2 separate regions of the Homo sapiens genome follow, and region 1 is linked to region 2. A link is a contact called in ENCODE Hi-C or POLR2A ChIA-PET data. All regions are on one chromosome and are shown on one strand. Each heading gives the region's core, a stretch centred on a gene start or an enhancer-like site at or near the end of the contact. The rest is flanking DNA. Distances are from core to core; before and after follow the strand shown.

What was found. Hi-C counts contacts between places; a loop is a spot of excess contacts on that map. ChIA-PET counts read pairs that join two places held with the same protein, here RNA polymerase II (POLR2A). Pooled maps may share reads with other maps.
Region 1: a loop to region 2 is called in a map of endothelial cell of umbilical vein, with 6 times the contacts of the local background. The contact joins two enhancer-like sites. A Hi-C loop is called at or near these places in 2 of 168 maps with a recorded cell type or tissue (endothelial cell of hepatic sinusoid and endothelial cell of umbilical vein) and 6 of 50 pooled maps. POLR2A ChIA-PET finds 5 or more read pairs at or near these places in 2 of 52 experiments (H1 and activated T-cell).

What each region holds. Positions count from the first base shown.
Region 1 is chr1:19,266,878-19,272,224 of GRCh38, reverse strand. It overlaps the pseudogene AKR7L. Among named protein-coding and RNA genes, the nearest start is that of MRTO4, 18 kb to the right of the region's middle. RefSeq lists an enhancer at 2,330-3,178. Within about 2 kb of position 1,429, at least 3 of the 41 ENCODE cell types and tissues checked have a DNase peak (open chromatin) inside an H3K27ac peak, as active enhancers do.
Region 2 is chr1:19,339,830-19,344,723 of GRCh38, reverse strand. CAPZB (capping actin protein of muscle Z-line subunit beta) reads left to right here. Exons shown (of 9, transcript NM_004930.5): 8 at 290-366. Among named protein-coding and RNA genes, the nearest start is that of SLC66A1, 30 kb to the right of the region's middle. RefSeq lists enhancers at 252-301, 2,998-3,972, 4,738-4,894. Within about 2 kb of position 3,048, at least 8 of the 41 ENCODE cell types and tissues checked have a DNase peak (open chromatin) inside an H3K27ac peak, as active enhancers do.

The DNA of each region.
Region 1 (5,347 bases), core at 180-2,679, 71 kb after region 2:
TCCCAGGTCTCAAGGGCTCTAGTGACTGCCCTCTTGCCAGCCTAAGTGACTTTCTAAGTGTGAAAAGTGGGAAGAGGACTCTCCACTCACCTGTTATTCCAGCCCACTAGGATCTAGGATTTTTTATTTTTATTTTTATTTTGAAATAGGGTCTCATTCTGTCATCCGGGCTGGAGTACAGTGGCATAATATTTGCTCACTATAGCCTTGATCTCCTAGGCTCATGTGATCCTCTCAACTCAGCCTCCCCAGTAGCTGAGATTACAGGCATGTACCACCATGCCTGGCCAAATTTTGTGTTTTTTGTAGAGATGGGGTTTCACCATTTTGCCCAGGCTGGTCTCAAATCCCTGGGCTCAAGAGATCCACCCTCCTGGGCCTCTCTCAGTGCTCGGCTTATGGGGGTGAGCCACTGTGCCTAATCTCCAACTAAGATTTTTTTTTTTTGCGGGGGGGACAGAGTCTTGTTCTGGCACACAGGCTGGAGTGTAGTGAAAGATCTCGGCTCACTGCAACCTCTGCCTCCTGGGTTCAAGCGATTCTTGTGCCTCAGCCTCTCCAGTAGCTGGGATTACAAGTTTGAGCCACTGAAACCAGCCTCCAACTAGGATTCTTAATACGGGGCAGGGAGAAGAGTGTTAAGCTTACTTCTTCTTTTTTTTTTTTTTGACAGTCTTGCTCTGTCACCCAGGCTTCACTGCAATGGCACGATCTGGGCTCACTGCAACCTCTACCTCCCAGGTTCATGCAATTCTTTTTTTTTTTCTTTTTTTTTGAGACAGAGTCTCGCTTTGTTGCCCAGGCTGGAGTGCAGTGGCGCGATCTCGGCTCACTGCAAGCTCCGCCTCCCGGGTTCATGCCATTCTCCTGCCTCAGCCTCCTGAGTAGCTGGGACTACAGGCGCCCACCACCATGCCCGGCTAATTTTTTGTATTTTTAGTAGAGACGGGATTTCACCGTGTTAGCCAGGATGGTCTCGAACTCCTGATCTTGTGATCTGCCTGCCTCAGCCTCCCAAAGTGCCGGGATTACAGGTGTGAGCCACTGCACCCGGCTGGTTCATGCAATTCTTGTGCCTAGCCTCCCAAGTAGCAGAGATAACAGGCGTGTACAACCACCCCCAGCTAATTTTTGTATTTTTAGTACAGATGGGGTTTTACCATGTTGGCCAGCTTGGTCTCAAATTCCTGACCTCAGGTCATTTACCCACCTCGGCCTCCCAAAGTGCTGGGATTATAGGCGTGAGCCACCACATCCAGCCCTGAATTTTCATTTCTCTTTCCTCTCAGTGAAAATTGCTACCAAGGCCAATCCATGGATTGGGAACTCCCTGAAGCCTGACAGTGTCCGATCCCAGCTGGAGACGTCACTGAAGCGGCTGCAGTGTCCCTGAGTGGACCTCTTCTATCTACATGCACCTGACCACAGCGCCCCGGTGGAAGAGACACTGCGTGCCTGCCACCAGCTGCACCAGGAGGTGAGGGGACCCCTGAGCTCTGGGAGGTGGTCCACTGCTGCTCTCCTTATCCTGATCCTAATGGTGAGAGCAGAGGCACCAGGGCAGTTCCAGGGTGGAGCAGGGAACAGCCCAACTCCCAGGGGCCCCACCCTGACCTCCCTTTCCTGGTCTGGGCTGCACTATGTTCTGACTGGAGCCTCACCCGAGCAGGGCAAGTTCGTGGAGCTTGGCCTCTCCAACTATGCCGCCTGGGAAGTGGCCGAGATCTGTACCCTCTGCAAGAGCAACGGCTGGATCCTGCCCACTGTGTACCAGGTGAGGGCCGGGGCTGCAGAGGCCAAGGTCTCCAGAACTCCTGCTCATCCTGGGCTGTCTTTGCCCCTCTGACTGCCCCCATGCCCTCTGCATAGCAGCCACTCCCCTGCTGAAAGCCTGCAGATGGCTCCCAGGTACCCTCAGGATGCCATTCAAGCTCCTCAGGCTGGCCACTGGGCATCTGCTTCCTTCCTGCCTATCTGTGCACCTTGGACCCTTCCTTCCCTACCTTCCCCTGCACTCAGCCTGGAACAAGCCCTTCCCCCACCACCGCCCCTTCTGTGAGAGAATGGTTCAGGTCTCACATACGTGTCTCTTCCTCTGGAAGCCTTTCTAGATGGGCCCAGAAGACCCTGAGACCTCAGGTCCTTGTTTACCTCCTCATGATTCATTGCACAAATATTTGCACACCTGCTTGGTGCCAGGCACTGGTCACAGAACTTTCTAGTCTATTATGATTGCCTCATGACTCGATTATAACTGTTTATGCTTGACCTTACTACAAAATATTTGAGGGAAGGGACCTTGTCCTTTTAGCTTTTGAATCTAAATCTGACAACCAGCCCACAGTTGGTGCTCATGAAAGTTGGCAGAATGAATGAATTTTCCTAGGGCATAAGCCCCTTTCACCAGCACCAGTAAGAATAAGTATATGCCCAGATGGTTAAAATCCTAGAATTGTTAAGGTCTGAAATAAGGGTTCTATGAGGGTAAATTTAGGTCCCTTCTTTTGACACATCCACCCTCTCCCCGGGGCCCTTCTCCTTACAGGGCATGTACAGCGCCACCACCCGGCAGGTGGAAACGGAGCTCTTCCCCTGCCTCAGGCACTTTGGACTGAGGTTCTATGCCTACAACCCTCTGGCTGGTACGTGGAGCATTCCTGGCCCTGACTCAGCCTATTCCCGACCCACAGATGCCCAGCCCAGGACCTGGGAAGAAGGGAGGGTTTGACAAGAGGCTGGGCTGCATCCTTCAGCCCTCCTGGGTCCCTGCCCCTCCCCTAGACCAGAGCCCTGAGGGATGTGGCAGCTTCTGGGGCACTCTGGGCCCGGGGGCTGATTGCTGCCTTCCCGCAGGGGGCCTGCTGACCGGCAAGTACAAGTATGAGGACAAGGACGGGAAACAGCCCGTGGGCCGCTTCTTTGGGACTCAGTGGGCAGAGATCTACAGGAATCAGTTAGTTGGGGGTGCTTGATGTGGATGGCTGGGGTGGGGTCAGCTTTATGTGGAATGAAGTCCTGGGCTGCTCCTGGGGTAAGGCCTTTCCTCGCTGTCTGCACCTACTCCCCTGCATTCCTTCAGGAATTCCCAAGCCCTCTGTGGGTTTTCTTGTTGTCTTGGGACCTCCAGGAGGAAAGGAGACTCCCTGGACCTCGGTGTCTTGAAGTCGTAGCTCTTTCCTGAGCAATCACCCGCTACAAAGGAAAGAAAGAGCCCTGGAAGGAGGTCCAGGAGGCCTGGGGCTGAGTCCTGACCTGTCTCAGTGGCCTTCATGTCCGTAGGGGAAATGAGAGCAGGCTGCTGAGTTCTCAGGAATAAAGATTCGTTGAGGTCTCTGCTGAGGGGCCCAGCATCCTGGGTGGTTCTGATGCCCAGAAAAGTGAGAGACCTATGACTAGAGAGGACACCCGCCCCTCAGGGCTGCAGGGTGTGGGGTGGGGCAGTGGCCTTGGATGGCTCTTTGGTTGTGGCTTCCAGTGTGACCCTGATGGTACTGACCCCTGTGCCACCATCCCCACTGAACAGCTTCTGGAAGGAGCACCACTTCGAGGGCATTGCCCTGGTGGAGAAGGCCCTGCAGGCCGCGTATGGCGCCAGCGCTCCCAGCATGACCTCGGCCGCCCTCCGGTGGATGTACCACCACTCACAGCTGCAGGTAACCAGCGACCCTGGGTGCTCAGCTTCTTCCCTTCCAGGGGAACCAGCATTCATTACCTTCAGGTGAAGCCCAAAGCATTTGTTTTCTCGATTCCTCTGAAATTTCTTTCTTCCAACTCTCATAAACACTCTTCCCACTGGTCTTTTTTTTTTTTTTTTTTTTTTTTTTTGAGACAGAGTCTCGCTCTGTTATGCCAGCTGGAGTGCAGTGGCATGATCTCGGCTCACTGCAACTTCTGCCTCCCAGACTCAAGCAATTCTCCTCCCCCAGCCTCCTGAGTAGCTGGGATTACAGGCACGCACCACTATGACCAACTAATTGTTTGTATTTATAGTAGAGATGGGGTTTCGCCAAGCTGCCTATGCTGGTCTTGAACTCCTGAGCTCAGACAATTCGCCCTCCTCAGCCTCTGAAAGTGCTGGGATTACAGGCGTGAGCCCCTGCGCTCGGCCTTCCCATTGGTCTTTGATGGTATCTGAGTGCCAGGCTTTGTAATGAGGGCTTCACTGCAGGGATTTCATTATTCCTTCAGCTTTATGAAATGACTATCCCAGTGTTATTGATGAGGAAACTGAGTTTCACCCAGCTATGAAAGGGGAAGACATTTTAACACAGGTTCAACTGTAAAGCCCACTAGCCTCATCCTTTTGGTGGGAGCTGGAGTTTCCCTCTCTCAGTGCCTCATGTCTTCCTCACTTATATCCAACTCCAGCCTTAGATGTTGCAATAGTGTCTGGCATATATACAGTAGGTGCTCAATAAATGGGAGCTAAGTGCTCTACATAATTTTTCACACCCATAACCATGTTGAAAATAGAAAAGAGGATTGAATCTCAGAGAGGTTTAATAACTTAGCCGCGTTTACACAGCTGCTGGGGGGCAGAACTGGGCTGTGAATGTAGGTCTGTCTGGAAGCGTCGTGTGGCAGTAGGGGAAGGGATACAGGTTTTGCGTCACATGGGTACAGCTATCCAAGGCACCTTAAGTTCTTTCTGGACATATGGGATACAAGAGATCCCAAATCTCAGCAGGGAGGTGGCTGGGACAGCTGTGAGTGGAGTCGCTGTGCAGCAGAAGAGGGTTGAAGTCTGGCCGTCTCCCTTGCAGGGTGCCCACGGGGACGCGGTCATCCTGGGCATGTCCAGCCTGGAGCAGCTGGAGCAGAACTTGGCAGCGGCAGAGGAAGGGCCCCTGGAGCCGGCTGTCGTGGACGCCTTTAATCAAGCCTGGCATTTGTTTGCCCACGAATGTCCCAACTACTTCATCTAAGCTCATTGTGGCTCAGGCTGCCCAAGGCTTTTCTGTCAACTCTTTTGCTCTCTCCCGCTTTGTCTAATTTAGAACTGCCTCACTAAATTCTTAGGGATGGAAGTATTTGGAAAAAAACCTAACAGTAGAGTCACCACCTAAGGAAGAATAAAATCTCCCAGGGTGCTGTGTGTTAGTCTGTTTGCGTTGCTATAAAAGAATACCTGAGACTGGGTCATGTATAAAGAAAAGAGGTTTCTTTGGCTCACAGTTCTGCAGTCTGTACAAGAGGGTGTGGTGCCGGCATCTGCTCTTGGTGAGGGCCTCAGGAAGCTTAGAATCATGGCAGAAGGGGAAACGGAGCCAGCGTGTCACATGGTGAGAGAGGGAGCAAGAGACAGACAGGGGAGGAAATTCACACACTGATGGTGGGGATGTAAAAT
Region 2 (4,894 bases), core at 1,799-4,298:
AAGGGGTGGTGATGTGGTTTAGAGCAGCTCCCAGGCATGGGCAGAGCTGGCCGCCAATCCCTGGGTACTGGCTTCCTCCCTGCCTGTGGACTGTGGATGGGAAGGTGCCGGGAGCACAGATGGCAGGTGGGGTCTTGGCAGCCTGGAGCGCGCTCACTGATGCCCCAGAGCAGGCGTGTGCCACCCTCCAGTGGCCACACTGGGGACTGCAGGGCTGGCAGGTGGAGGGAGGGCGTGGGCCTCAGGGTTCCTGACCTTTTGCCACTGCGCTGACCGACCTCCCTTCCAGGACATGGAAAATAAAATCAGAAGTACGCTGAACGAGATCTACTTTGGAAAAACAAAGGATATCGTCAATGGGCTGAGGTAATGTACCAGAAAGCACAAGCTTTAGAAGCAGACAGAGGGATTTGAACCCTGGCTCTGCCAGTTACTAGCTGTGTGGTCTTGGGCCTCGGTGTCCTCATTGGTAGGCTGCAGTGCCCCTCTTCTGGGATGATCATTATGTTGATTTTGGAAAGTAAAGTCCTGATGTGTCATCTGCACTCTCCGTAGCAGCTGTCGGTCCCTATCTGCACCATTTGTTTTCTGGGGCATGTTCACCCTAACAGCCATTGGTGCCCTTGCCCCCGGAGCCTCCTCAGCCCTGCAGTTTGTCAGTCCCCGCTCAAAAATCTCCCCACCCTCCAGCCTGGGCCTAGGGGAGCCATGACACCACATTCCGGGCAGCCCGGCTGCCTCTGGCTGGCCTGCTCTCCGAGACAGCAGAGCGCAACGTGCAGGCAGGGCCCTCAGTCCGGGCCTTCTCAGGCCCCCAGCCTCCCTGACGCCACATGCAGGCAGGGCCCTCAGCCTGGGCGTTCTCAGGGGGCCCCAGCCTCTCTGACGTCCTCTGCCAGGGCTCTGCTGCCAGTGGCCAGTGTCCTGCACCATCCTTCCCACCTCGTGCCCTCAGCTCTGCAGTGTCAGCCCAAACAAAAGCCGGGCGCTCTCTGGACCCTCCAGGTCCACGGCGGACAGAGCAGGAGGCAGGCCTCTGACATGAGGCCAGAGCCCAGCTGGGGGCAGTAAACGGCTGTGGAGGGAGCACTGGCCTTGGAGTCAGGAGAGTCAGGAGGCCGGGATCTCCCCTAAGCTCTGTCATCCCGAGCTGCATGGCCTCTGGCACTCCTCGCAGAGGCCCTTGTCCAGTCGAGGAGGCACGGTCGGCTGAGATGATGAATCTAGAACACGCTCTGCAGTCCAGCAGCACCGTGTGAGTCGGGCTGTGCTATGCCTTTAGCGGCCAGCCCTCTCACCCACTGCCGTGGTGTAGCTCTCACAGCCCAGCCCAGAGGAGAGGCAGGCTGCAGTCCCGGGGCTGCCCCAGCTCGTGGACTGGGGTGGGCGACAGATTTCAGTCACCTGCTTTACAGTTTTAAAACAGAGGAGGAGTCCTCTTTGGACCCTTGTCTTCTGATCCCCTGCCCACCTGGGGGAGGCTTGGTCTTCGTGACCTGTGACAGGGTTAGAGCCCAGTGGTCCCTGGCGTTAGGCCTGCCACTGGCAGCCACTGCCCGATACACCAAACACACTTTCCCGCCCAGCCAACCTGCACAGTCCCCAGGCAGTGGCTGGGAAGTGGGGGAGAGAAGCCGAAGAGCCTGCGGGTGGTGGTGGCGAGCCCCTGAATACCACGACCACCGCCAGCGTGGACCTCTGCAGCGGCGATACCACTCCACACCCCAGAGCCGCCACGGCATCCCCCCTTCCGCCTCGTGGGTCTCCCTGAATTTCCTCCTCAGCTGTGGCCCCCTGCGTTCCTGGCTTCTCGTCGTTCTCTTCCCTCCCACTCCACTCATCTTGAACACTCTCTGTAGATCTATTGATGCTATCCCTGACAACCAAAAGTTTAAGCAGTTGCAGAGGGAGCTCTCTCAAGTGCTGACCCAGCGCCAGATCTACATCCAGCCTGATAATTAAGCCGATCCAGGTACCCTGCCTGAGAGCCGCGAGACCCTCCCCACTAAAACAGGACTCACCAACCCGCCGAGACCCTGCCGGTCCGGCTGCTGCTCCGCGGCCATTTAAACCACCACTAACCCCCACGTGTGCTCCCGGTCGGTGCACAGCCACATTCCCGTGTAGCCTCGGCCCCATGTAACACGGCACCTATCACGTGTGTGTGCTTTCCACTCTGGGTGGAGGCTGGGTGTGGGGAAGACGGCTGATTTTTTGGCTTTTGCTTCTGAAGAAGCCCAGGCCAAGGGACGGATGCTGCCTCTCCAGCAGCAGCCACTTGTGTGCACCGGCCTGACTGTCCCCAGGGCAGGGATCTGCCTGCCGTCCACCCCCCCATGCTTCAGAGGAGCCTCTGATGCTGGTGCAGGGATCCCAGAAGCCACATAAGCCTCCCCGCTGCTCAGCGGCACATTGCCTGTCCAGGGCTAGCTGGCTTGGAAGGGGTGACCTCACTCTCTGATCTCTGAGTCTCTGGGGTTGGAGGGCAGAGTCAGGGCTGGACTCCACCCTGGCTGGCCCAGATGCTCTGCTGGAGCTGCCTGGACGCCCAGTGCCGACTCGGCCACAACCAGCATAACCTTCCGCCCCTAACGAGCTGCAGCTGTTCCTTTAAACAGGTTTCGCTAATGGAAAGGAAAATAGTCTTGCTTGTTGGTAATGGCCAAGAACCATGACTTGAGCTTGTGACAGATCCAGATGTAGGGAAGGAGGCAGCATCCCTGGAGAGTAGGAGGGAAACTTGTTTGTAAAAAGAAGGCATTTGGAACCCTGCCAACTGGGGCTGCAGAGCCCAGGTCCAGGGGCTGCGCACTGAAGGCCCACCCCAGAAGGGGTGCAGCAGACTTTCCAAGGTGGAGGTGGGGTCAGGCACTTAGAAAACCAGGTGGAGCTGCTTTTCCGAGGCCGTGGGACTTAAGTGCACCAGTCTGGTCTGTGTGTGCCAACTTAAGGCCCACGACTCGGGTCAGCCTCACAGTGTGGCCATCAGGCATTTCCATCATGGCATTGAGAAAAAACTCTTTTTAAGATACACCGTGATGGTGCAGTTCCCTGGCCGCCCACTGGGGGCGTCCTGGCGTAGAAACCCTGGCAGCCAGGTCTGCTCAAGATGACTCCTCCCTCCCACAGAGTCGAGCACTGTCTCCAAGCGCTGATTCGAGGTTGCTTGGCCGTGACCTTCCCAAGCATTGTCCCTTAAATAAGCCCCCTGCTCCTTCCGCCTTCCACCATTTCACTTCTAACTTCCTGTGTCTAACATGATTCTAGCTCTGGAACTTTCTCCTTCGTGTGATCCAGCCAAGACCTGGCGGGCTTGGCTCTTCCTTCCCAGAAGAGCCAGTGACCACCCAGGCTAGAGGTCCTGTGCGCTGCTGCTTTGCCCGCCGCATCTCCCGCTGGCCATGTTGACCTCCCGCTGTGAGCTTGGCAAGAAGCCCCTGGGGAATCGGCTGAGATTTGGAGCCTGGGGGCCGTGGGGGCTGATGCCTTTGGCCGCCGCAGAGCCAGGGACAGTCCTGGGAAGATACTCAGAAACGTGTATTTCCCCAGCATGAACCAAATGTCTGCGTTTCTCCTGGGAGTTTTTTCAGTTGTATGCAGCTTGCTTCCAGGTCTTGTCTTATGGCACCTGCTGAGTATTTTGAGGGCTCTTCCTGTGACTTGTAGGGATTCGGTAGCCAGAACTCAGTCTGGGTGCTGTTGCTTCTCCTGGGCCCTGCTTCACTTCCATTTGCCCATTTTTGCTTCTGGGGATTGATTTTTCTGATTCTTCCTTCCCATGGCTGGTGTGAATCAAACGTGAGAGTCCGGCTGAGTGCACTCTCCGTAGCACTCTTCTTGAGCAGCCCTCTACCCACTCTTTCCACTGCTTCTAAACTGTTATAAAACCTACATTTAGGAAGTCTTTGCCTAACCAATATGTTGGGTAAATTTGACAAAATGATTAAAGAATTGCTAGGGGGGCATTCCTCTGAGCCTCAGTTTCCTCATCTGTAAATTGGGTTGATAGCTTTTTTCTTTTTTAAGCCTTGACTTCGCTTTTTGTTGTTGTCGTTGTAGAGATGGGGTCTCACTATGTTGCCCAGGCTGGTCTTGAACTCCTGGCCTTAAATGATCCTCCTGCCTTGGCCTCCCAAAGTGCTGGGATTACAGGCTTGAGCCACCACATCCGGCCGGGTTGATAGTTGAGACTTCCCCAGGATGCCCGTGAAAATTAAATGAGATAATATATGTGAAAGGCGTTTTGTAAACTGTGAAATCTCCATAAGCCTTCATTGTTTCTGGCTTTGTTGATGAGCGTCCCCACACATACGTGAATGCGGTCGCCCTGAACGTTTCCCCACAAATCCAGAATTTGACAGCAGGGATCCCAGGGGCACTTGGCTGTCCTGTGCCGCCCTTTGCAATCCGGGCTGAGGGGTTTTCTGGGCCAAGTTAACAGCGGATGGTGCCTCACAGCAGAGGCCTGAAAGCACCTGCTGCGTGGGCCATAAACACAGTGTGCTCAGACACGCAGAGACACTGGTTCTTACCCACTCCCAAGGGTGGGATAACGCTGCACCTTGCACTTGTGGGATGAGGAATGAGGCTCTTCTGCTGGGCAGGGCCTGGGCAAGGGAGAAGCTTTTATAGAGGAACCCGCATGGCCCCGGAGTCCTCCCCTCTTAGCCCCTGGCCTGAGTCCCCAGCCAGCAACCCAGGGTAGCTGTTCTGAAGCAGAGGGGCTTTGTTCCATTGTGTTTGGAAGCCCAGAAGCCACCTTGTGGCTTAGGGTGACATAGGGACCTACACACAGAGGAGTGAACTTAGGGTTCTAGGGACTATGGCCGGGTCACCGGTGGCCAGGGGCAGAGATGAGCACCTGTCCATGTAAGCCATATGCCACCCCCACAGG